Regions from separate parts of the Homo sapiens genome. Here regions 1, 2, 3 and 4 are each linked to region 5. Evidence: chromatin loops called from intact Hi-C (ENCODE). Cell type or tissue: GM12878. All regions are shown on one strand.

The links. A loop is a pair of places that touch in the nucleus more often than their neighbours do. Peaks named below come from ENCODE experiments on the same cell type or tissue, not always from the same donor. Only the 100,000 strongest peaks of a DNase experiment are listed, where the experiment ranks them.
Region 1: it touches region 5 in a loop (11-fold over the local background); 4 of 110 quality-filtered maps call a loop at or near these places.
Region 2: it touches region 5 in a loop (7-fold over the local background); 2 of 110 quality-filtered maps call a loop at or near these places.
Region 3: a loop joins it to region 5, with 2.2 times the contacts of the local background. A loop is called at or near these places in 9 of 110 quality-filtered maps.
Region 4: a loop joins it to region 5, with 7 times the contacts of the local background. A loop is called at or near these places in 4 of 110 quality-filtered maps.

What each region holds. Positions count from the first base shown.
Region 1 is chrX:13,338,634-13,343,633 of GRCh38, forward strand. It overlaps LINC01203 (long intergenic non-protein coding RNA 1203), which reads left to right. Exons shown (of 7, transcript NR_045260.1): 6 at 1,293-1,466; 7 at 3,098-3,192. Among named protein-coding and RNA genes, the nearest start is that of LINC01203, 5.9 kb to the left of the region's middle. In GM12878, no CTCF peak of the experiment used is centred here; no DNase peak of the experiment used is centred here.
Region 2 is chrX:12,812,504-12,817,503 of GRCh38, forward strand. All of the region lies in intron 4 of PRPS2 (phosphoribosyl pyrophosphate synthetase 2), which reads left to right. Among named protein-coding and RNA genes, the nearest start is that of PRPS2, 24 kb to the left of the region's middle. In GM12878, a CTCF peak has its summit at 2,120 (motif pointing right); a DNase peak (open chromatin) is centred at 2,128.
Region 3 is chrX:13,160,177-13,165,176 of GRCh38, forward strand. LOC105373134 (a long non-coding RNA gene) reads right to left here and starts at 4,799. Exons shown (of 3, transcript XR_001755798.2): 1 at 2,246-4,799. In GM12878, no CTCF peak of the experiment used is centred here; no DNase peak of the experiment used is centred here.
Region 4 is chrX:13,643,271-13,648,270 of GRCh38, forward strand. No RefSeq gene overlaps it. Among named protein-coding and RNA genes, the nearest start is that of TCEANC, 7.4 kb to the right of the region's middle. In GM12878, a CTCF peak has its summit at 2,971 (motif pointing left); no DNase peak of the experiment used is centred here; H3K27me3 peaks cover 175 bases.
Region 5 is chrX:13,090,902-13,095,901 of GRCh38, forward strand. LOC105373133 (a long non-coding RNA gene) reads left to right here. Exons shown (of 4, transcript NR_171577.1): 4 at 4,742-4,894. Among named protein-coding and RNA genes, the nearest start is that of FAM9C, 49 kb to the left of the region's middle. RefSeq lists an enhancer at 1-15. In GM12878, a CTCF peak has its summit at 1,980; DNase peaks (open chromatin) are centred at 360 and 1,840; H3K4me3 peaks cover 1,092 bases; H3K27ac peaks cover 3,469 bases.

The DNA of each region.
Region 1 (5,000 bases), 250 kb after region 5:
TGTCCCTGGGAGAGTCTCACCTTATTTCATTGTCTCATTATAATTATTAATAGCTCTCACTCTCAAGAGTGTCTCAGTTTGGATAATACATTACATAGTCACCCTGGACATAATAGAGAATATAGAGGTGAGGACATATATTAACTGCAGAGTAATAAGTGCTATAAAAATATCCATTCCAGCTGGACACTGAAGATGAAAAAATAGAAATTTAAATGTTTTTAACTTAAAAATAAATATCCTAAAGTAAGGTGACAGTAATTTGGGGAAAGGACTTCTTTCAATTGGGTGGTCAGGGCAGTTCTTTCTGAGGGGAGCACAGAATGAATGACAAGAAGGAGCCAGTCGGATAAAGAGTGAAGGTGTAAGCATTGTAAGAACAGCAAGGGGAAACGACATATCCAGAGGACAGAGAGAGGCAGTGTGGATGAAGGGCAGTGTGCAGGGATGGAAGTGGCCCAAGGGGAGGCAAGGGCTAGGTTTTTAAGGCCCTGCCTGTCGTGAGGAGGAGCTTGGGTTTCCTTTGAAATGCAATGGACAGTCTTTAAAAGAGAGCAGAGTGACCTCACTTACTTGTCTGTGCCAAATGTCTTCAAACCCATAGGCCAGAAAATCACTCTCTGATGAAGCTCTCATATTTAAAAATACTGTGTCTCCTCCAATAAAGCCACAGACACCAGGATTCTTTGGAAAAATATGTTTTTTACCAACACTGGAATGAAAGATAAATTATTACATGAAACATGAAGCTTAAAGTTCTCAGAAGCAGATATATTTATAACTTTTTCCCCTAACGTATTGAAAGATAAAGTGCTGAACTTTAGAACTTTATAACAGACTCACAAATAAATGCAAGGCTTCATGAGTTTTATCAAGCTCTCCTCTTGTCATCAGTGATGGTAGTGAAGGATTATACAGTTTGAAGGTAGTTGGGACAAGTCTCCCGACAAGGGAGTGGTGACTTGGGACTAACTAACTGAAGAGGGAGGGAAGGGCAAGATGCCAGAAATCTGGTGGAAGACCTTGGTAGTAGGTATTCCAGCAGCTTCCAGATTCTTTCTGAGGCAATTTAAAGAGATGCAGCTCAGAGGTGCAACTCCATCCTGCTAGGCTTGGTCTTCTAAGGCCCAGCACTTGGCCACACAGGTTATGCAGCACACCAGAATGCCAGGCTGTAAAAGCTAGATCGAGGGCCAAATTCCAGGTCACACCCTGCTTACCAAACCATGCCAGCTCGAAGGGACACCTCCTCAATTCAGCTCTGCTTTACCTCTCTGCTTATGAATTCCAAGCTCCTGATACACATCTGGTCAGAACCATGGTACCCCTCCACAATCCACGCCAGGAAATTGGATGTCTACTCCCTGCCTTTCTTCCCATTGTTTGGGGACTTTTCCTTAGTTCAGCTGAAGACGGGGTCCTTGTCACACGGCCACGAAAATTTAGGCTTGCAGATTATTTGAAGGGTGAGTAGGGCACGGTTTTATTGGGTGAAAAGGAAGAAAAGGAGAAAAGAGACACCTAGCAAAGCAAGAGAGTGTGCTTCCTGCCCGTGGGCTTCTCAGGTACCACCGAGGAAGAGGAGGGGCAAGGCTCCTCTCCCCTGCAAAAGCTGGACGTTCTGTGGCTCCACCCCACTGCGCGCTCCTTCCAGTGTGCAGGTCGGTCGGAGGCTCTGCCAGGGAGCCCTTCCCACCTGGCTGTCTCACCATGGCTTTGGGAAAGGGCTGTGCCCAGAGGGGATTCTTTTCTATACAACACAAAGGCTTTGTCTGTGCTCAGCAGCCGTGTGTTTAGGACATTTCCTGGGCCTTATGGCCTCTGACAGTCATCCTTTACTGTCTAAATCTCTTAGCAGATGCACCCTCACCAGCTAGCCAATTCTGTCTCCTGGTTCTCACCCTGGGTATGAGACTATGCTGATTTCTTGTTTCAGCAACATCCCGGGCATAAAACAGCATTTTTTGTTATTTACTCACGTAAATAATCAGTTGCTGGAGGCTGTTCTGGAAAGCAGGACACATACAGCACACATAGGAATGAATCCATCCAGCACTGCTCCTCCTTGGAGCCAGGAGTCCCATTAGGGCTTCATCATCTCCTCTGTCACCATTTGGTACTTTTGGTTCTTTCTGTCTCCCTCAAGACTAGTTAAGACAGCTAATGTGTGGATGCAGTTTCGAAAACAATACTTTTCATAGCAGTGGTTTGAGCTAATGGTGTTTTTCATCTCAAAAATGTTTTACAAACATTAATTAAGCTTATGTAGCTCCCTGGTGGGCTTAGGCAGAAAGAATGCCCAGAGAGAGAGAGTTTCCGCTTTTCCTCCAAGCCACAGAAAGTCCTCAAGGAAACAGAAGGCCTGGGGCTTCAGCCCAGCAGTCCTTTGCTTGAAGAAGACTTAACATACCTTTACAACTTTCCTGATGCTCAGAAAATGAAGTCTTTTGTGATACTTCATAAAATGAAATCTCTTAGAATGCTTTGGGTTTTTTTGGGGGGGGGTGTTGCGGGGGTTTGGTTTTTGTTTTGTTTTGTTTTGTTTTGACAGAGTCTCACTCTGTCGTACCTAGGCTGGAGTGCAGTAGTGCAATCTCGGCTCACTGCAACCTCTGCCTCCTGGGTTCAAGTGATTCTCCTGCCTCAGCCTCCCGAGTAGCTGGGATTATAGCCGCCCACCACCACGCCCAGCTAATTTTTTCTATTTTTAGTAGAACGGGGTTTCATCATGTTGGTCAGGCTGATCTCAAACTCCTGACCTCAGGTGATCCACCCACCTCGGCCTCCCAAAGTGCTGGGATTACAGGCGTGAGCCACCGCGCCCAGCCCCCTTGGAATGCTTTGTAAAATGAAGTCCAGCCTGGACCACCTGTCAGAAAGTATTTTTTCTTTATTGTTGTGGCAAAGTATGTATCTATTGATATATTCTTAGTGAAGCAGGGAAACAGAAACTGCAAACCTAAACCAATTCAATAAAACATTACTTATTTCTCAGTAGGAAGAGGGAAAAAAGCTAGCAAGCATGAGTAAGAAGGAAGGATATGAGAGAATAGGAGATTCTTAAAGGCATTCTTTTCATTTCCTTCTTCTGACGCAGAAATCCAAACAAAAGCTTTAGAAGAAACACCTGGAAAAATAGTATCTCCACTTTGAAAATGCAGAAATACAGGCATAATACAATGGTGAAATTTATTCATGGTCATTCTCATCTCAATCAATGGTTCTCAACCAGGTGCTATTTTGCCCCCCAGGGACATCATTTTACAATGTCTAGACATTTTTGGTTGTCACCACTTGGGGAGGCGGTGTAAGGGTGGGCAAGTGGAGTGATACCGGCATCTAGTGGGTAGAGGATAAGGATGCTGCTACAAACATTGTACAATGCACAGGATAGCTCCCATCACCAAGAATGCTCTGACAGTGGTGCCAATGTTGAGGAACCCTATTCTAAATCATTGCCTTGTCAGAGATGGATCTCCAAATCAAGTTGGAGTTTGTGGTATGTCATCCACACAGTTGACTCCAACCCACCCAACTCCAAGCAGGCTCAACATGGTGATGTTTCCCACTACTTGCTCTAGGATACCTTCATTAGGCCTGAAGACCCAACCTGTGCACAGACTCTAAACTCAAACATGTACCTAGCTGCATTCTTGATTTTCTCACACAATCATGGCCATGCTTATATTTTGAAGTGATCCAGGATCCTTTTACTTTTTCTTCTAGTTCATTAAGGTGTAATTGACAAACAAAATTCATATATATTCAAGCTGTACAATGTGATGATTTGATATAGGCATACACTGTGAAGTGATTATCACAAATTAACACATTCATCGCCATATCTAGTTATCTCTGTGTGTATATGTGTGTGTGTGTGTGTGTGTGTGTGTGGTGAGGACACTTAAGATCTACTCTCTTAGCAGATTTCAAGTAAACAAGAATGTATTATTAACTGTGATCATGCTGTATGTTAGATCACATACAGCTGTATGTTACACCATGCTGTATGTTAGATCACATAAGTTCTGGTGAACTTACTCATTTTATAACCAAAAGTTTGTACCCTTTGACCAACATCTCCCATTTTCCTCACCTCCCAGCCCCTGGCAACCACCATACTACTCTCTGCTTCTATGAGCTTGACTTTGTTTAGATTCCACATATAAGTGAGACTGTAGGAAAGTTTAAATTTTTTCCCCTGAAGTTTCAGTCATTTGAGTTTATAAAACAAACTGATAATAGATTATCGGGAAAAACAGGCATACAAATTTTATTGTGTGCACATGTGTATGGAAGTCATACAAGCTCAAAGAAATGGCTAGAGGGTTGACACTTTTATACCATCTTGAGGTTACAGCAAGAATGAGGACTTGGATTATAGCAAAACAGGTTATGGTGGCAAGACAGGTTATGGGACAGAGAGAAGAGGAGGCCTGGCTAGTAAAGGTGGTCTTGTTATGCAGATGAAATCTCACAGATGAAATCTCTCTGAAATCCCTCAGAGAGAAGAGATGGGAGCCTGTGATAAATGTTTCTGCAGGGCCTTTAAAGTGTCAAGACTCCCAGGTGATCCTTCCTGGATCCAGAGGGAGAGAGTGGGGTGGTGTTTCAAAGAATACATGATAGCATCTGTTGTTTACTTCATTTTACTCCCTCTACAGTTGCAAATCTCCTTCACACAAGATAGCTTTGCAGGCCACTTCTGTTGGCAGGCCCTGTGAACAGCCACCTCAAAATATGTCAAAATATATATTAAAATTTTTTTTTAATTTCAATACCTTTAGGGGTACAAGTAGTTTTCGGCTAAATGGATGAATTGCATGGTGGTAGTCTGGGATTTTAGTGCATTCATCACTCAAGTAGTGTACATTGCATCCAATATGTAGTTTTTCATTCCTCATCCTCCTCCTACCTCCTCCCTTCTGAGTCTCCAATGTCCTTTATACCACTCTGTATGCCTTTGCATACCCATAGCTTAGCTTCCACATATAAGTGAG
Region 2 (5,000 bases), 280 kb before region 5:
GTAATTCCAGCTATTCAGGAAGCTGAGGCAGGAGAATCACTTGAACCTGGGAGGTGGAGGTTGCAGTGAGCCGAGATCACGCCACTGCACTCCAGCGTGGGTGACAGGGCGAGAGTCCGTCTCAAAAAAGAAAAAGAAAATACCAAAAAACTCCAAATACGTACAGTTTACCCATTTAAAGTGTACAGTTCAGCAGTGTTTTGCATATTCAGAGATTTGTGCAACCATCACTATCTAATTCCAGAGCATTTTTATCACCCCAAAAAGAAACCCTGTACCCATTAGCAGTCACTCCCCATTTACTTCCCCCCACCTTATCCCTGGCAGCCAGGAATCTACTTTCTATCTTTATGGGGTTATCTTTTGGAGACTTTGTATATCAATTGGTAGTATAGAACATGGCCTTTGTGTCTGGCAGATACCTTTGTAAACCAGAAAATGTTATTTTGGCAGCTACTCAGCCCAAAGAATAGTAGATTCCACAAATTTGTATGACCATCTTTCTTTCCTCCCCCAACCTTGTTTTTATATACATAGTCTAAGAATATCATACATGCTCTTAGCAGAAATTCAGACAGTACAAAAGTGTCCCATCCCTGTTCTTTAAATGCCACCGTTATTTCCAGTGTCAGAATTGTGTTATTTAAGCGTATATCTGCCTATTTATTTCACGCAAATGGCAATGCGATGTACACAGTTCTTCACTGTGCTTTTCTGAAAAACTCACTTGCTGTATCTTAACAATGATTCCATAGTCGTGTTGTGCAGCTGTGCAATATTCCCTTGTGTGCATGTACCACAGCTCCTGTGACCAGTCAGGCCCCCTCTTCCCCATTTGTAGGTGCCGTTGTTTGCACTCTTAAATGCAGTTGTGAAGCAATATCGTTGCTTTGACATTTTGTACACGTGTGCTAGTAGGATACGTTCCTAGAAGTGGAATTGCCGAGTCAAAAGGCATGAGCCATTTTAGGTTTGATGGGCAGTGCCAAAATATGGTCTTTTCCAAAAAATATACCAGTTGACATTCCATCATGTATGGATGCCAGTGACTTTCTACACAGCCTTGCTCACACAGTGGGTTATCAGGCAGTTTACTTCCAGATCAGGTAGGTGATCTATGGCATCCTCTTCCTGTGAGCTCTGGTTGCTGTGGGTGAGGGTAGTGCCCTCACCAGGGTATGTTGATTTTCCATGAGATGGGTCTCTATTCAAATCTTTTGCCTATTGTTCTCTTGGCTGGGACGTTTCTTGTGGATTGTCTACAGTTTTGCATAGACGAGATCACAGCTGTTTCTCATGTGTGTTGCAAATATTTCTCCAAGTTTTTTCATTTCTTCTCCTATTTTGTATTTTTATTCTCTGCAGGACTTTAAAAACCTTCTTACGTAGTCAGGTTTATTTTTTCTTCACATTATGGCTTCTGAGTTTATGTAGGAGTCATCCTTCTCTTAAAATTTGTCTTCTCCCATGATTCTGTATATTTTTTTCTTTTTTAATGTCCCAAGTTTACTTCCATCTGAAATTTATTTTGGAATAAAGAATGAAATAAGAATCCAGCCCCCCCACCCCCGACTCTACTGTCTAGTTTTTCCAAAACTATTTATTAAATAATCCACCTCTATTGATTTGAAATGGCATCTTTCATCATATACAGAGTTCCCCATTTCAAATAGATAGCTATTTGCCAACTCCTACTTTTAAAAAAATGCAGAATAAAGTAAACAGAATAAATGGCTGGGGTTGAGATGCTGTTTTGTTTTGTTGAGACCTCCTTTCAAGCAGTCTGCACTCAATCACCCCTGCTCCCTCTGCCAGGAAAATCAAGCTTTTTAGGGAAGTACATTTCAGAATTTTTGTCACCTCCTTTCTCTTTTCCAAGTGTTTCTGCTACACATTATTGTCATCCTCATATTCTAGCCCCCAACTGACAGTCTCCTCAGAACAGCCTTGCGGGTAATACATGACATATGCAGTTGACATTATCTGTGACTTCTTTGCTTGATGCAAAAGGTCATAGTTAGCAAAATAAAATACTGTAAATTTCTGTCTGACCAATTGGAGCTTGTTGCTTTAGAAAAAGCTTTGAAGCTTGACTCGTTCCGGGTAAAACTGAATGTTGCCACAGGAGGTCACTCTTGGGTAGGCTTTGTAGCTTGGTTGGGTTGACCACGGAAAGAAAATTAAACCTAAGAAACCTACCTACCACTGCTGAGATAGCAAGTGTCAACCTAAAAGTGGTATGGGAAGAGGGTAAAACTAGATAACTCAGATTTAACTTTTTTTCTGATTACATAATCTTTGAAGATGCTCTATAGGAAATTTGGAAAGTAGAAAGAAGAAAATCTTAACACTTTATATCTCAACCAGTGATGCCACTATGAATAATTTGGTGTACTATGTATCTGTCTCTCCTGGGGGAGCTGATATGGCACATGCACCCACAGAGAAAAGATTGTAAATATGTGCCCAGAAGAAATCCAAAACTGTATGTATATAATTTTCGTTCTGCCTTTTTCTGCCTAAGATTTCAGTGTGGTATGTTGTGTCAACATCATTTGTTAGGAGTATGTATTAGGTCTCCATGATATACAAGGAAAAGAAGAGTTACCTATAGCTTTTTCAGGAAATCATAGCGTTCTAACAACCCAGGAAGCTGTTTGCAGGGGTATTTTCTCTTATCTTCTTCTTCTGACATTACCATTGGATACCTTTTAGTGGCTAGGGCTCCCCACTCAAGTGAGATGTCTGTGTCCCCCACTGCCAAGAACCACAGAGCTCACCTTCTTTCCCAGTCCCACTTCCATGCCTACCCTGCTGTCTGCTTGTGAGCAGGCTCGTGAGAACAGGCGCCACCTGGCAGAGAGATGAAAACAGGTTCTGCTTTAACTTCTCCGGTATAGAACTTCCACCACAAAGGGCAGTGCTTCCCAGTGCTGGGCTGTGGATTGGTATCCTGTCATGCCCAAATCTGCCTAGTCGTTACCAAATAAGCAGACGGTAATGTATGTGGACATTTTGTGCGAGGTGTTCATGTGTCTTGGGAAAACCTGTCTCATGTTCCCAGAAAGTAGCTTTCCTTACCTGGAGTTTGAGTGGCTTTTATGACATTGGCATGTAGATAATAGAACTGTACGTGTTTTTTTGTTTGTTTGTTTTTTGAGATGGAGTCTCGCTCAGTCGCCCAGGCTGGAGTGCAATGGCGTGATCTTGGCTCACTGCAACCTCCACCTCCCGGGATCAAGCGATTCTCCCGCCTCAGCCTCCCAAGTAGCTGGGGTTACAGGCAGCCACCATCATGCCCGGCTACTTTTTGTATTTTTGTAGAGATGGAGTTTCACCATGTTGGCCAGGCTCATCTTGAACTCCTAACCTCAGGTGATCCACCCACCTCGGCCTCCCAAAGTGCTGGGATTACAGCTGTGAGCCACCGTGCCTGGCTGAACTGTAGGTGTTTTAAGGTGATGATGGAGCAAAATTTTTGTTGGCCTTTAAATTAATTTTTTTAATTAAATCTTTAAGTAAGGAAACTGTTGACAGCTAGACAAGTTTACAAACAAAGGGTATCTGCTAGGGCTACTGTGGTTTTGGTTGCATCCTGAAGAATGAGTGTTTTAAGGGTAGGATGAGTGTTCTAAGGGTAGGAGAAACATGGACCTCAATATAGTAATGATTCCCTTTGCTTCAAGGACGTTGATGTCTTATTCTCTTATCTCACAGTCTCTGTGTTTAACTGGAAAGTTTGGTCCCTTTTCTTTTATGATAATTGACATAGTTGGATTTATGACCACCACCTTACTATGTGGTTTTTTTGTTTTTGAGACAGAGTCTTGCTCTGTTGCCCAGGCTGGAGTGTAGTGGCGCGATCACAGCTCACTGCAGCCCCCGATCTCCCAGGCTCAAGTAATCCTGCCACCTTAGCCTCCCAAGTAGCTGGAACTAAAGGCGCATGCCACCATGCCTGGCTAATTTTTGTATTTTTTGTAGAGATGGGGTTTTACTATGTTGCCCAGGCTGGTCTCCAATTCCTGGGCTCAAGTGATCTGCCTGCCTCGGCCTCCCAAAATGCTGGGATTATAGGTGTGAGCCACCATGCTTAGCTACTATATGCTTTAGTTTTTCCTTCTCCACAAAGTAGACATTATTATTATTTTGGTTTTGTACAATCAACATTTGTTTAGATTTGTCCACATATTGATCAATATCTTTGCTTACCTTTCTCTGCCCCTGCCCCTCACCACATCTCAATGTATCTGTGGTGATTTTCCTTTTGCTTAAGTTGCATTCTTTAAGTGGTTATATGTTAGAAATAAATTCTCAGGTTGTATAGTTTGGCTGAAACTATCTTTATTTTGCTCTCCTTCTGGAAAGGCAGTTTTGCTGAGTATAGACTCCTAGCCTGAGAGTTATTTTCTCATATCACATTGAAGATATGACTCCATAACTTCTGGCTTCCATTGGGGAAGTTGAGGACTTGGCCATCCTTACTAGGTGACTTGTCTTTATTCTTTGTCTCTTTTAAGCTTTCTTGGTCTTCTATAGTTTTGTTAAGATTGTTTGGGAATTCATTTGTTGGGTTTATTGGATCCGAGGATCCTCAGATCCAATAAACCCAACAAATCATCAGGAAACAGTTGTCAGAAGACATCATTGGTCCTGTGTTTCCTACGGAAATAAAAAACAATAAATATTGCACTGAATGTTTGTGGTTTGGTGTCCCTGAATAATAAAGAAGGAACATATTTGCAAAAAGTTGCATAGGGTTTTTTTATGCAGAATTTTGTCAGAAGACAGTGGTGCTGCCATGTTTTTCTTTGAGTGCAAATGTACATTGCTAAGATTTTTTTAAGATGGCATGTGCTTTGAAAAGAGGATATTGCATTTTTAAGAGTTTAAAAATCTTATGAGTGAGAAATATTAAAAAATCTTATTTTCCCCTCTTTACAAGAAATAAAAGATGTTCCTCATAAAAAAAAAAAAAAAAAAAAAGGAAATATTAGCCG
Region 3 (5,000 bases), 69 kb after region 5:
TAGTGACAAACTTGGGAGGTATGGCCTCCCAATTGTGATTCTTAAACCTGAAAGAGTGAGAGTGATCCAAATTAACAGTGTATAGAAAAAAGGAGCCAGGGCCAGTCCTTGGGGCTGCTTATGTTTGGGGACCAGAGATAGGTAAAAGAATCAGTGAAGATAGTAAATAAGTTGAAATAAACCTCAATTTAATTAAACATGTCAACTCCCAGACTATTTTATTGCTTGGTACTTAAAACACACTCCCAAGAGGAAGATTAATTAATAAAGCTGCAGTGTGGGATAGCTATCCAGCTGGAAGCAGCACAGGCCCCTAACAAGGTTTGTTTTTGGCAAATTCCCATCTCCAGTCTTCTCTTCTCCCACAATAGGGTGAAGCATCCCATTCCTGCCTTATCCCCAGAAGGCCTGGCTTCCAGACATCTGTCTCAGAAAGAGGTATGAGGCAGAAGGTTCCACTAGGTAAATTGTTGATAAAAGCTCAAGTGCAATTCCTGCCCTAGGATTTGGACTTGAATAAAGGGACTCTCAAGACACTGAGGAATGACTCTCAATTCTGGAAAGTGTAGGCACTTGCAAAGGGGCAGAGAGTTGTGTGAGAATATGGAGGAGGAAGATTCTTGGATGGTCCCTCCAATCAGGCCAGTTGTATGTGCTACGTATGTAGGGGTTGGACCCACCCCCTTGTCCAGTGATCTTGGAGAAGTCACTTAAACGTTCTCTTTTGGTAACTCATCTGGAATTAGGGAATAAATTCTAAGCAACTTTTAAATAAGAAGCATAAAAGCATTTGAGTCTTCAGATTTGCTTAATTGATCATTGCAGACGGTTGTGTCAATAACAATGACGTTTAGAGGAAAAGGTGAAATTGGTTTCTTTTTCTTTTCTTGGACTTAGCTCCAGGAGCAGGGAACAGGAAGCCATTCCCAGAAGTTGCTTTCCCCTCCCACCCCTGAGTACGTGGCAGGGCCAACAGATGTGGCTGAATGCCCAGGCCCAGGGCCATGAGTACTAACCTATGCCCTGGAAAGCAGGAAACACATTGTCTTCATGTACTCTGCAATTTGGGAGCAAACACCAGCAGCTCTTGCAGGGGGCCTTTGTGGGTCCAAATTCAATGGACTGTCTGCTCTCTCTCACCACTGCTCCACCTTTCATTTGTCTGAACGTGGAAACACACACACACACACACACACACACACACACACACTCCAAGCGCTTTTACTTTTCCTCACTCAACAACAATGCAGAAAACTTCTGTGACCAAATATGTGTGTGTGTGTGTGTGTGTGTGTGTGTGTGTGTGTGTGTGTGTGGCGGGTGGGGGGGTGGGGCATTTCTCTACACATCAAGGAGCAGATCAGCTGCATGTCCTCTAATTCAGTTCTGACACTCTCTACCCAGAGAGTGTCAGATCCCACAGGTTGAGGGCTCAGTCCCCAAGACTGCCCCCACCCCCACTTCTGATACCAATTAAAAGCTGCAGGTTATTTTTCTTGTGCTTCTGACCGACTGGCTATAATCAGGTTGCCCACAATCCCCCTTTCTTGGGTTCAATTAATTTGCTGGAGTGGCTCACAGAACTCAGAAAAACACTTATGTTTACTCATGTATTATAAAAGATGTTACACAGGATACAGATGAAGAGATGTGTAGGGCGTGGTATGAGGGAAGGGGTGCAGAGCTTTGATACCCTCCCTGGGCACCACCCTCCAGGAACCTCTACGTGGTCAGCTATCTGGAAGCTCTCTGAATCCTGTCTTCTTGGGTTTTTCTAGAGGCTTTATTACTTAGGCGTGATTGATCAAACCATTGGCCATTGGTGATACACTCAACATCTCCTCTCCCTTCCCTGGAGGTTGGGAGTGGTGCTAAAAGTTAGTCTTTCTGGGTGACAAACCCCCATCCTGAAGCTGCCTAGGGGCTGCCTGCTATCAGTCAACTCATTAGGGTACAAAAAGACAACACTTTGGAATTTCTAAGGATTTTAGGATTTGTATGCCAGGAAACAGGGTCAAAGACCAAATATACATCACAATATCACAATTTGCTTGTTTTTTGTTTCAGCTTGGGATCAGCCTTATTTTTAATACACAGATGCTCTCCTACACAGGAACCCCTTACTTATTAGGGACCTTTGAGATTCCTTTTCAGATCCCCCTGTTGCCATGGAATTGTAGCTGGAACATCCACTCCACTTCCTACTGACTGGCTCCTGACATTTCTCAGTCCCCAAATATCTCACCTTCTCCCAACAGCCTGAATTTTTGTTTTCTTCACCCAGTTTCTGTTTGCAATGGCATTTGTCAGATTTTCACATATCAACATCCTTCTTAATAATGAGAACCTTTTAGGCATTCACATTCTCATATAGATCCACTCAGTCAGATTGCTTTCCACTTAGCTGAATCCACCATATAGAGAAAAGGAAGCTTCTATTGCAGGAATCAGAAGACGAGATGATTCTAGAACATGAAATATTGGTAATGGCTCATCAGGATGGGGTGCTAGTGGGAGGGATAGGAAAGCCTGGGAGCCCTGGGAAACCTGATAATCCCAAAAGAAAGGCAATAGAACGTGGCAAAGGAGCATAGGAAAGGAGCTTGTTGACCCACACCTGCGCTGCACTATCTGTAAGAGTAGTTCTGCGACAGCACCATGCAGAGGAAACTCCTTTAGTCCACTTCTTCACCTGCTCCTCTTCCCCTTATTTTCTTCTTTTCCCTCTGCCTCAGTAGAGTGAGTCAAAGTGGAGTCCTCTGAAATGTACTTTGGCCCTAGAGTCCTATGGATCCGTGTTCACATTTTGAACAAGTTACTCAATCACTCTGAACCCTAGTGTGTACATCTACAAAACAGGGGATCTACCCTGAAGGGATGCTGTGAGAATTAGGTGGAATAATACATGTAAAGGCATCTGCACAAGTTAGTTTTTTTTCTTCTCTGAAAGCACTGACTGGAGCTGCTCAGGAAGTACCAACTGGTGCCAGTTCCCCAATGAAGTATGTGTGTGATAAATTATCCTGCATATCTATATGCACACACCCCTATTCACTTAGCTTATCCAAAAAAACTAGAAGCAGCATAGAGGAACAACATTAGCAGACTTTGCTTGGGGGAAATCAGACCTTGGATTCCCCTGCCTCCCAACCCCCAACCTCACCAAATTAGTATATTATCAGGTTCCATCTAAGCGTGTACCCATGGCAAATGCACTGTTCACTGGTAGTTAATGGAAATAATGCCCATCCAATATGGGGCCACCAAAACCTTCATAATACAGTGCGGTTGCTGACCTGGAAATGATCTCAGCAAGCATCTGGCCCGCTAACCATCAAACCCTCCCACTTCCTTCTATATATAGGAAAATGGAGGCACAGAGAATTTAAGTGCTTTTAGAAGGTAATAGTTGAGAAAAAACTAGGACTAGAACTCAAGGCACCTTGACTCACAATCCAAACTATCTTTCTACCACTCCTGGCTGAGTTCATGAATGTAAAAAGAGACTGTTAAAAAAAAAAATTAAATATATAACACCTTGCAAGATGTTAACCGCCATTACTTATTGTTTTAATTATAAATTACCCATCTTTCTAGATGCTTCTGCAGGGATCTTGACAAGTCATTTCTGATCCTGCCCTATGAAACAATCTCTCAGAGACTCAAGGAACTCCAGAGGCTACATCTGGAGGGATATAAGGGGGAAACTGAGCAAAGAGGAGGCAGTGGAACATAATTTTGCAGGCAGAAATTTAAAAATATATGTTTAGTGCAAACTCTTCTAGTTCTGTGTGATTTTGTTTCTGTTTGTTTTAAACCAAGAAAAAACACCACATTCTTGATTGCAAGGAAGTTTTTACCAGAATAAGAGGCCATGAATTCCCATGAGCCACCCTGCCTAACAAAGCCAGAAGACCCCCTGGCTTAAAGGTTGCAAGTTAAAGATTACAGGTCAAAACATTTTAAAAGCAGCAACAATGCAAACTTTATATAACAAATGACAAAGATATATAACGATATAATAATAATAAAGAAATAGCTATATAAAAAGAGCTAGGTAGATGATGGATAAATGGATGGGAAAGAAGGAAGGAAAGAGGGGAGGAAGGAGGGAGGGAAGGAAGAAAGAAAGAAGGTAAGAAGGAAATAGGCCTAAGTGCTGTAGTTGATCTCTGGTGGCAAGCAATTTTAGTTTTCCAACTTTTGCTTCTCTGCATTTTACAAATTCTCGTACGTTCTTAAACAACAACAACAATAACACCCACCCTAATGATCAATGTTATTTGCTAAAAGGGTTGACAATGACAAACACAAACCCCTTGAAATTTCCAGTTCTCCTTTCCAGTAAATCTGCTTTTGCATGGGCTCCTCCGCATTCCTCATTCACATCAAGGATTCAAGAAATTCCACTCAACTGAAGTCCAGATCACATCTAAGATTGATCGTTCCACATTTAAACCTTTCTCTGATCCCTTCAGTGACTTTGCCTCGCTTGAGAGAAAATGACAACCGACTCACTGTTTCATTTTCCCTTCCATTCAGCCAAGCAATCCAGGGCCCTATTCCGTCGTTTGCTTTTCATCCATAGGGCTTCCAATTCACCCATGTGAAAACATCTTTGCAATTACAGCCTTCACTCAGTGTCCCCAGGTTAACTTCAGGACCCTGATTGAAGAATCTGAAACCACTTGACAAACTAATTTGAATTGCAAACAGCTACCAACACAAATCCAAACCCTTTCTTTTAGCTCTGGGAAACTAGCTGTTTTGATGTGTTAATCATTTAGCTAGTAAGATAACTTAGCTCATCGTTTTATCTACGAATTACTTAACAAAATTCCTTTTAGTACTCTGAAGGCTAAAATACTGTATATGATATATATCTCAGCTACTACAAAGTCATGAAATAATAAAAATAAGCTTTGACTCCAAAGAATGTGAAAACAGGAAAATAAAGGTTTTAGTGATACTGGGATCTAGTTTGTTTTAAAATCCAGATG
Region 4 (5,000 bases), 550 kb after region 5:
AACATCCTTGAAAAGAGGCCGGGCACAGTGGCTCACGCCTGTAATCCCAGCACTTTGGGAGGCCGAGCTGGATGGATCACAAGGTCAGGAGTTCAAGACCAGCCTGGCCAAGATGGTGAAACCCCCATCTCTATTAAAAATACAAAAAAAATTAGCCGGGCGTGGTGGTGGGCACCTGTAATCCCAGCTACTCGGGAGGCTGAGGCAGAGAATTGCTTGAACCCCGGAGGCAGAGGTTGCAGTGAGCCGAGATCTTGCCACTGCCCTCCAGCCTGGGCAACAGAGTGAGACTCCGTCTCACAAAAAAAAAAAAAAAAAAAAAAAAAAAAGAAAGAAAAGAAAAGATAGTTCAGAACAAAGGCTGCCAGGGCTTATGTGTATAAGATGGGCAGACCTATGGCGAATCACTTCCTAACATAGACTCTTCACTTTCTAGAATTCATTAGATGAGGGGACAACAGAAAGATTTGATAGGAATGGTGATCTCTCACAAATCCGTAACATTGCAAATAACACTCTCCCCTTATATGGGCCCAGCTACCTTTCCTTGAGTGAAGAGAAGTATACTTTCTGGAACTTACTTTCCCAGGGCTGCTATTGAAATCCTGTTCCAATCAGACCATAAGATATCAGTTAGGTGATTTAATTTCTGCAAAAGAAACAAACATAGAGTGAAATCATTCCAAATTTTGAGGGAGAAGTATCACAGTTTTGGAACATGTTATAATTTGATAATCTCCTCTAAAAGTGGTTATTTTTTTTTTGAGTCGAATGGGCTTGTCTCTTGGAACAATTAACGTGTTTTGGAAACCTGACAGGATGAATTGGATAATGACTATTTAGCATAATTTCGGGTAAAGGCAGTTCTCATGGAAGGTGGAAAGCTATCAGCCTGACAATCTAAAGCACCGATAGTTTCTCCCCAAGAAGGAATAGGGGGTAGAGGTAGTGGCTAGACACATTTCTATTTTTAAAACTGGCTTTTATTGAATGTTGGTGAATTTATCTCAGTACATTGATTTTAATTGGGATACAAAAAAAACTCCTTTGACAAGTCTGAGGCCCTCTAAAAATGTCAAAAAGGCTTAGACTGGGTCAACATCTAAAAAACCAACGTAAATGAACTCAACCTTTTTTCTCTTTAATTCCATCAGACCATGACTACAGATACTAAATAGCTGTGTTCTGTCTCTATTCAAAGTGTTGTCCTGGAGTTGTGTAGATGCAGCTTCATCATTCTGTCTGGTCAAGGAATGGTAAGGTAATATGAACTTTGGGATTTTTGTACATACAAGCAAGGGTCCTTTTTGTGTGTGGAGAATGGGGTTCTAGGTTGACCTTTTTAGAAATCTGGCATTTTTAAATGTCATATCTATGCTTCATAAAAAATTCTAGTATTAATATGCACATGAAAAAAATCTGTAAAATGATTTATAGATGTAAAATAGACTTACATCTTGGGAGGCAGTAGTATAGACTTACATCTTGGGAGGCAGTAGTATAGACTTACATCTTGGGAGGCAGTAGTATGGTGTGGTGGTGAGTCTGCCTGGGGCCAGAAAGAGCTGCCCCTAAGTGGGCTTAAGACAGAAAGGTTACATATGCATAAGATAGAGGGGTTACATATGCATATTTTTGACCAAAATAATTATCTTGTGTATATCTTTAATCAATTTGGTAGTGTCATATAAATTGTTTTACATTTCTATGTTGTCTTATTTGTTTGTTTGGTTTGGTTTCCTCCACTCTGTGGCCACTAAGAGTGCTGAATGTCATTAGGTAAGAGCTAATTACCCTTTCTTTCTCAATAATTTCTTTGACGGCCTATATATTTATTTTAATGACAATGTTGCTCAAAACACATTTGAAATTGCCTTTTTCAGGTACACAAATCATACAAGAGACTTGGCATTGTCAATTTATGGTTAAAATTTTTGGTCATCATTTATGACCAAAAATAGCATTACCAACCCAGAATTCCACTGCTAGGTATATACCTAATAGAAATGAATAGTAGCACTATTTGTATTAGTCCCAGTGGAACAACCCAAATATCCATAATGTCCATTGTTAGAATGGATGCACTGTAGTGTATTCATTCAATAAAGGACTATGAAGACATGAGAATGAATAGCTTAACGCTGCCCACAGCAACACAGACAAATTTCAAAAATATGTAATTGATCAAAAGAAGCCAGAAAGTACATACTGTACACTTCCATTTACTTAAGTTTCAAAATCAGGCAAAATTAATCTATAGCGGTAAAGTTGGGATTCTGTTTATGCTTTTACCCGTGGTGGGGGCGGGATGCTGGAAGGGAACACAAGGGGAGAATTTCTGGGGGGCTGGTAATTCTGCTTCATGGTGCCTTTTGAATGGACATGTTCACTGTGAAAATTAACAAGCAGTACACTTACGATTTGTACACTGACTTTTCTATATATGTGTCATACTTCAGTAAGAACTTCTTTCAAAAATAAAAGTATTACTCCCCCTACCCCTTAAGATGAACCTCTTCTGTCTGACATTGTGCTGAATGACTCGGGACACCTAGAGTGAATTCAGCTCTCAGCGCCAGGTAGGTTGTGGCTGAAGCTACACAGACTCAGGTATAATCCAGCCACGGATGACTTTTGTTGTGGGTGTTCACTGGCCTGCCATCCAGGCTGCTGGAGGTGAATGGCATGGGAATCTGGAGAGGAAGTTCAACGGGCCCAGGGGCTGAAGTTTGAGGAAATATTCCTGCTGCTCAAGAGCCTGGAACTCTCACCTGCCCCACATCTATTAGTCTTTCTGGACAATGATGGAAGTTTCTACGTCTCCCTTTTCTATCCCTGTTACTTCTTTTAAAAGTCTTTTTCCTCCTAGGATTAGTCCAGGCTATCCTCACCCAGCTCTCCTGATGAATGTGAACGGCTTTCCACTTGCATCAGTTTTTTGGAGTCTTCTCTCAGAGTTCCAGCAGTGCCCCCTTGTGACTGCATGTGTGTGGCTGCCACCAGGCAAACAGCAGAGCTGTTTCCAGGATCTCCTCCTACTCCCTCTTTGCTCCATTTCTTCTCCTCCCTGGTGTTTTATGAACTCATGCTTCTTTCTGGGTACCCAGAACCTTCCAATTCAGTCACCCTTAAGATCTCGAAGAATCCAATCTTGCAGACCTTTCATTCCCTCCCAATTCTCCCCATCAACATTTACTTATCCTATGTCCCATTCCATTGGTCTCTGACAAGGGAGACGATCCTTACAATATAACTCAGGCATAGCAAATAAACAGCTTCAAGTGTAACCTTTCCTAAGTAATAGTTGCTGTTTTATAATAGCAGCTTTCAATGTCTTCATCCAAAGGAATGAGTAAGAAAGGAATTCTAGCACCATGGTAAGGTCAGGGGTTCTCTTCTGATGTCCCTCAAATCACACAGCCATATTAAGACAGGCTGTGTCAGTTAGTGTTTACTGTTAGCAAGCCACCAAAACAGACCCAGCAGAGGGAAGTTATAGTAAGGATAGCAGGAATGTACAGGTGGAGGGAGAGACCAGCCAGCCAGCTTTGGAAATGGGCCGCTGGGCTAGAAGCAGAACTGTGGGAAAGGAGCCATTGGAGGAATGGTCTCATAAGGACACCACCCTCATCTTAATGATCTTTCACCATGTTTAGACTCCACATCATTCTGCTTAAAATTCACATTCCAGGGAGGATGTGCAATCGGGCCAGCTGGGGTCATCTGGCTGCCACCTGGCTAGGGCAGAATAGGCACCTGATTGGCTGTTTGGAAGGTGTGCTGAAGCTGGGTGGTCCAAACTCACCAAAGCCCACCATGTGAATGAACCCCATCATGCAAATCTGAGATCGAGTACATGTAATTATCCCAGGCCACATACCAGTGTAATAGATCTACTCTCATAACGACAAAAGAGTTGACAACTTCATTCTCTTCAGCAACCAGAAACCTAGGTGGGGTCTGAGTCAAGGTTTGAAATGAAGAACAACTAATATAAACATTATTGCCAGGCACAGTGGCTCACGCCTGTAATCCCAGCACTTTGGGAGGCCGAGGCAGGTGGATCACTTGAGATCAGGAGTTCCAGACCAGCCTGGCCAACATGGTGAAACCCTATCTCTACTAAAAATACCAAAAAAATCAGCCTGGTGTGGTGGCACCTGCCTGTAATCCCAGCTACTCGAGAGGCTGAGGCAGGAGAATTGCTTGAACCCAGGAGGCAGAGGTTGCGGTGAGCCAAGATCACGCCACTGCACTCCAGCCTGGGTGACAGAGTGAGACTCTGTCTCAAAAATAAATGACTAAAATTTTTTTTAAAAAAAACATTATTATATGAGCCAAATAGTGCAGCAACTCCATGTACTAGGTTTTTGTGAGAAAATGAGGCTGAAATGGCAAAGCGCTTCTCTTGGGCACTGTAAATCAGAACGGTATACTTCTGGCCAAATGTGTCTCCCACTGAAGACTAAGAAGAGAACATGGCTGTCCTTTATATTGTCACTGTTGATAAATAGGCCCTCCTGGCAGCATGCCAGGTCATATCATGAAAGGACAGCTGTGGGTGGTGTGTATAGTGTCAGTCCATGAGAATGAGTCATGAGGCCACGCGGTGCAAGAACGAAAGATAAAGGAAGCAGCACCGACCAACGCTTCAATGTTTAATGCTTATGTCTCACTATGCCGATGAACTGCTGTTACAAAACGACTTCCCTTTAAAACAAAGACTCAAAAACCAAAATGAAGTGAGGCATTTCATGGGGCAGTCCACATGTCAGGATCACCTCCAGACTGTACTACTCCTGGTTACAAGCCACTCTGGCAGAACAAAACCCCAGATGACAGGCCTCAGTTTGGATTTCTTCATAGCAATGGAAACAGCAACTGCGCAGGCAGGCAGAGGTCTTTGAGTAGAGTTGGTGTCCCCTTGTTCCATTTCATTTTGTAAGTGTTCTATATTTTTCTGATTAAAGAGAATTTTGAAGAATCCCTAGTAACAAAAT
Region 5 (5,000 bases):
GGGCCAGCTGAAGCTACCCGTACACATCGTTTTACAAGCCCTGGGCTGTCAATGGGTCTTTTAAAACCAGCTGAACTGCGTTTTGCTTTTCAGTGTGTAAGCTGGTCAGCTTACAGCAGTACAAATTGGCAGCGTGGCAAGAAAGAAAACTGAAATTCAATCCAACACTGGGATTGGAAGCTCTTGAGACTCAAATGTCACCAACACCGGGGGCTTCTCCTCTAATTATCCTGTCAAACGAGGGTTGAAAATGTCAGCACAGACTTCAGTCTCAGCTCCTCCAGCAACCAATGAGAGTGGGCTTGGGTCTGGTTTAAATGATGAAGAACAAATTTGAAAAACCCTTCAGTTGATTTCAAGACTTCCTGGGACGGCGATGTTTAAACCACAATGTTCTTCTTTTGGGGCAAAGTTAAGAGCCAATCACAGTTAAGGTTTCTCTGCATGTTCTGCCCATATTTGGCTGTAATCTTGCTTCATCCAACTAAATTTATAATATATGTGAGTGAAAAGCAAGCCTTTGGGATTTGTCTCTCTCTCTCTTTCCTTGTTATAAAGGAAGCCTTATCTTTATGCATTTGGGGCTACCTGTGAACTTACAGTCTAGCTTCAAAGCAAAGAAAGGAGCAGCCAGTGTAGAAAACTTCGTTTTTACTTTTTTTTTTTTTTTTAAACAAGCTTTAACTGTAGCTTCTGGCTACAGGAAAGTACATAGAAAACCGAATCTAGTTTCGGCCTGTGCAGTACTGACCAGGAGAGGCTTATGAGATTATGGGGATATTGAAGAACACAGAATGTCACATGGATGATTGTATTTTATCTATAATGTATGTGTAGGAGAGATCCATTTCTCAGAGATGGCAAGAACTAAATGCACCCTTTGAAATATCTTCTTAGGGGTTGCTTGAGGAGGATGATCAAATCTTACAGAGAGATAAGACACAAATATGATAAAAGTTATTCTCATTTTAAGTGACTATTTATTGACCACTTGATATGTATCATCCATTTCATTCTCACCACAATCCTATGAAGGAGATTCAATTCTATCCACATTTTGCAGTGAAGAAACTGTGGCAGTGCATGTAACTTGCCCCAGGTGCCTGAGCTTATAAGGAGTGGAACTAAGAATCCACTCTGAACAGTCAGCTGCCAAAGCCCCTCACTCTTAGCCTCTTTGCTCTACTCCACTGAGATGTTCTCTTGGGTTTACTACCAAGAACAGAGGCTGTAAGTAGTATAGAATGCCCCCGGGGACCCCAGTGTCCAAGACACCAACTTCCACTGCCTCTCAGGACCCTAAGGAAAGAAAACTGAGAGGTTGTTCAGCTTGTCTCAGGTCCAGAACTGTCTGGTCAGAGGGGATCCTGGGATCCACCAGTTGAGCCCTTCATTCAGGGCCCCAGTTATTCCTAGTCTTGGGAAACCCAGCTCTAGAAGCCCCTCCCCAGCAGGATTGAGGACAAAGGGGCTAGACTAGAGACCCAGCAACATGGCCCTTCCATGTTCTCAAAACTCAAGAGACCTAGAAAAGAGAAGGGTGGCAAAGCAGCCCAGCCCCACCCCCCAGGGCCAGAGAGGCCCCACTTCACTCTGTAGAGCAGTGGGATTCATCTGGGTGCCATTTGGCCCTCCAGGAGATGTTTGGCAATGTTTAGAGACATTTTAGGTTGCCACAGCTGGGTTGGGGAGGCGAGGGTGCTACTGGCATCTAGTGGGTAGAGGCCAGGGATGCTGTTAAATATCCTACAACGCACAGCACAGCTCCTGCCACAAAGTGCTGCGGTGAGAAGCCCTGCCCTCAAGTCTTGGTTGGGCACATTCCACCCACAGCTCTGAGGAAGCTCCGTCTGGGGCTTCTTCAAAGAGTCATTCTGCAACCAGGAAGCTGGCAGCCCATACAACTATGCAGAAGGTGAAAGAGAGAAGGCGGGACCATGAACACGCGTTTTAATTACTGCATGTTTGTTTCTGACAGAGAGAGGTCAGTGTTTGCCTCCATTTGCAGGCATCAGGACCAAGGTGGGCAGTGGGCAGTGAGGGGGCAGGGGTGGAGGGCGGCACTAGCTCTGTGTAGCAGGCTGAATAATGGCTTCTAAAGATAGCAGATCCTGATCCCGGTAGCCTTCTATGAAAAAAGGTGGTCTTTGCAGATGTCATTAAGTGAAGAATCTTGAGATGGGGAGATTATCCTGTATCATCTGAGTGGGTCCTAAATGTAATCACACGTATTCTTGAGAGAAGGAGGCAGAGGGAGATCTACGTGCACATGGAAAAGGTGATGTAACAACAGCAGAAATTGGGGTGATGAGGCCACAAGCCAAGGAATATGGATGGCCACTAGAAGCTGGAAAAGGCAAGGATCAGATACTCCCCTAGAGCTTCCTGGGGGAACGTGGCCCTGCCCACACCTTGATTTGGGCCTAGCGAGACTGATTTCAAAATTCTGGCCGCCAGAACTGTGAGAGAATAAACTGTTGTCTTAAGCCACCAAGTTGGTGGTCATTTGTTACTGCAGCCATAGGAGACTAATCTACCCTGAGACTCCTGGGGCCCCCAGATGGATCCTCTGAGGCTGAGGGGCAAACTCTTCCATGCAGGCAAAGCCAGAAAAAGGGGAATGGAAATTTCCTTTGCACTTTCCTTGATACATTTACATTTCCCATCCCACCCTTTAAGCACCCTTTCCTGTGAAAACATGGCACCTGCCCCCTCACCGGCCTCTATCAGTCAACAATTCAACTGAATGTCGGGCAAAGCATATGACACCCCCAGTGCTTGGTTCAAACCTGTTTGAGTCACCTGTCACTTTCTACCTTGAATTTTTGTCACCAATGTACATGCAGTAACTTCTATACTAGACTGTGACTCAGACGCTCACAATCACACTCAAACACAGTCTAGTGTTTTTCACAGCCTGGTATAGAAGGTACTGCCTGTACATCAGAACAGGGGAGCAGGAGCCTGATCTGATTTATTATGAAGTCTCCCAAGGCCTCCAGCGCACAGTATCAGGCACACAGGAAACAATCAATGATTAATGTGTGCTTCCTCCATCCTATGAGAAATATTACTTAGGTCTCTTTATGACGAGTGGCCAAAAAGCACAAAGCCGAATCTGATGCTTATTAATAGTAATCCCATACTTGCTGTAAGCCCTGCAACAACTATCATTATCCATGTTTTGTTTTTCAATGGAGGTATAATTTACATACAGTAACATGCACACATCTTAAGTGTATAGCTTGATGAATTTTTACCTAAATATACCTCCTGGAAACCACTGACCACACAAACATCTATGTCTTTCCATCACTCTAGAAAGCTTCCTTTTTCCCTTTTCCTAGTCAATTAACCCCCATGCCCCTCACACTCCAGTGAACCACTATTCTGACTTCTACTCCCATAAACTAGGTTTGCTTGTTTGTGAACTTCATATAAATGAAATTGTACAGAATGTACTCTTGCATCTGGCTTCTTTCTCTTAACATAATGTTTTTGAGATTTATCCAGGTGATTGTATCAGTTTATTCTTTCTTTTTTTAATCTGCTGTGTATTATTCCATTGTAAGAATATGCCATAATTTGTTTATCCATTCTTCTATTGATGGACATTTGGATCATTTCCAGTTTGGGCATATTGTGAATAAAGCTGCTATGAATACTGGTGTATTTTATGGACCTGTGCTTTCACTCCTCCTGGCTATGTACTTAGGAGTAAAATTGCTGGGCTGTAGAGAAGGCATCTGTTTAACTTAATAGAAGTTAGTATCACTATTTTTGATTTGGATATGAGAAAAAAAGGGTTTTTTTAGAAAAAAAAAATGAAACAGTTACAATCTTTCTTCACTTATTTTCCCAATTCCATTCATTGTATTAATTTTTTAAAGAGTAGAGTATCTCTTTCCTGTGCCACAGGCATGGTTAATTGAATCAGCAGTACAGAAAGTTAGAGGGTCACGAGGTACGAAGAATCCAGCAAACTCACATCTGCGTAAATACACTCTCACATCATTTTATATGCATTCACACCAACCCATATCTTTAAAAGTGGACTTTCCTGACACTGGGGTTGACCACAGTGCTGACACAGACAGAATTCCTATGAAAGCAAATATTTTAAGAGGAAAATTTCCCCTGTAATGAAAACTTGATTGAAATGACAGTTGCAGGCAGTGAAAAGCATGTGGAATATGTAGAACGAGCAAAATCAGATCTTTCTGTGGTGTCCTTTCTGAGTATCCAAGAAGTCTCATTCCCCTGCCAAATGCACAACTCTCCTAAGGCCTGAGCACAAAGAGAACTGCCTGGTCTTCCCAGCTGCCAGCTCCCTTCCAAAGTGAATTCCTGAGTCCCAGCTGCTCCCCACTGGAGTGCCACTGAATTCTACAAAATCCTGACCAGCTATGCAAAAGCAAATAAACAGGGGCAAGTATTTTAAGACCCTATAGTGTCACAACACTGAAGGCTGGTATGCTAAAAGGAAGAACAGAAATGTCCAAGCTTGTTTCTCTACAAGGTATATTTTACAACAGCCATTACTCATCACAAGTAAAATTCGTTTCACCCAAATAGGCATTTCATACAATTTTTCTAATGATACACAGTGCTTGTTTTCAGATTACCTAAAGTCCCAACCCTTCTGCTATCTCAAACTTTGACCTTTGTCTGTGAGATGCATCTAGTGCCTCATTAAATGGCAGCTTGATACAATTATATATTCCTTGGTCCTTTCTTACAGAATCTGAGATGACACCCCGGGATTGCCACGGGAAAAATTGCCATGTCTGTGTGATATCAAATAGTCTGATCAAGTCAGCAAATAAGAAATGTCAATCACTCAGGTTTTGTCGTTGGCACAAGGAAATCAAAACAATGGGGTGATTCAATATCTTTCCCTTTCTTTTCTTATTTTTTTTTTTGGTTTGTTTTTAAACATTTATTTTTTCCACTGCTCTCTTGTTGTGTTGATAGTCATTTTCTGAACAAAAACAGAACAC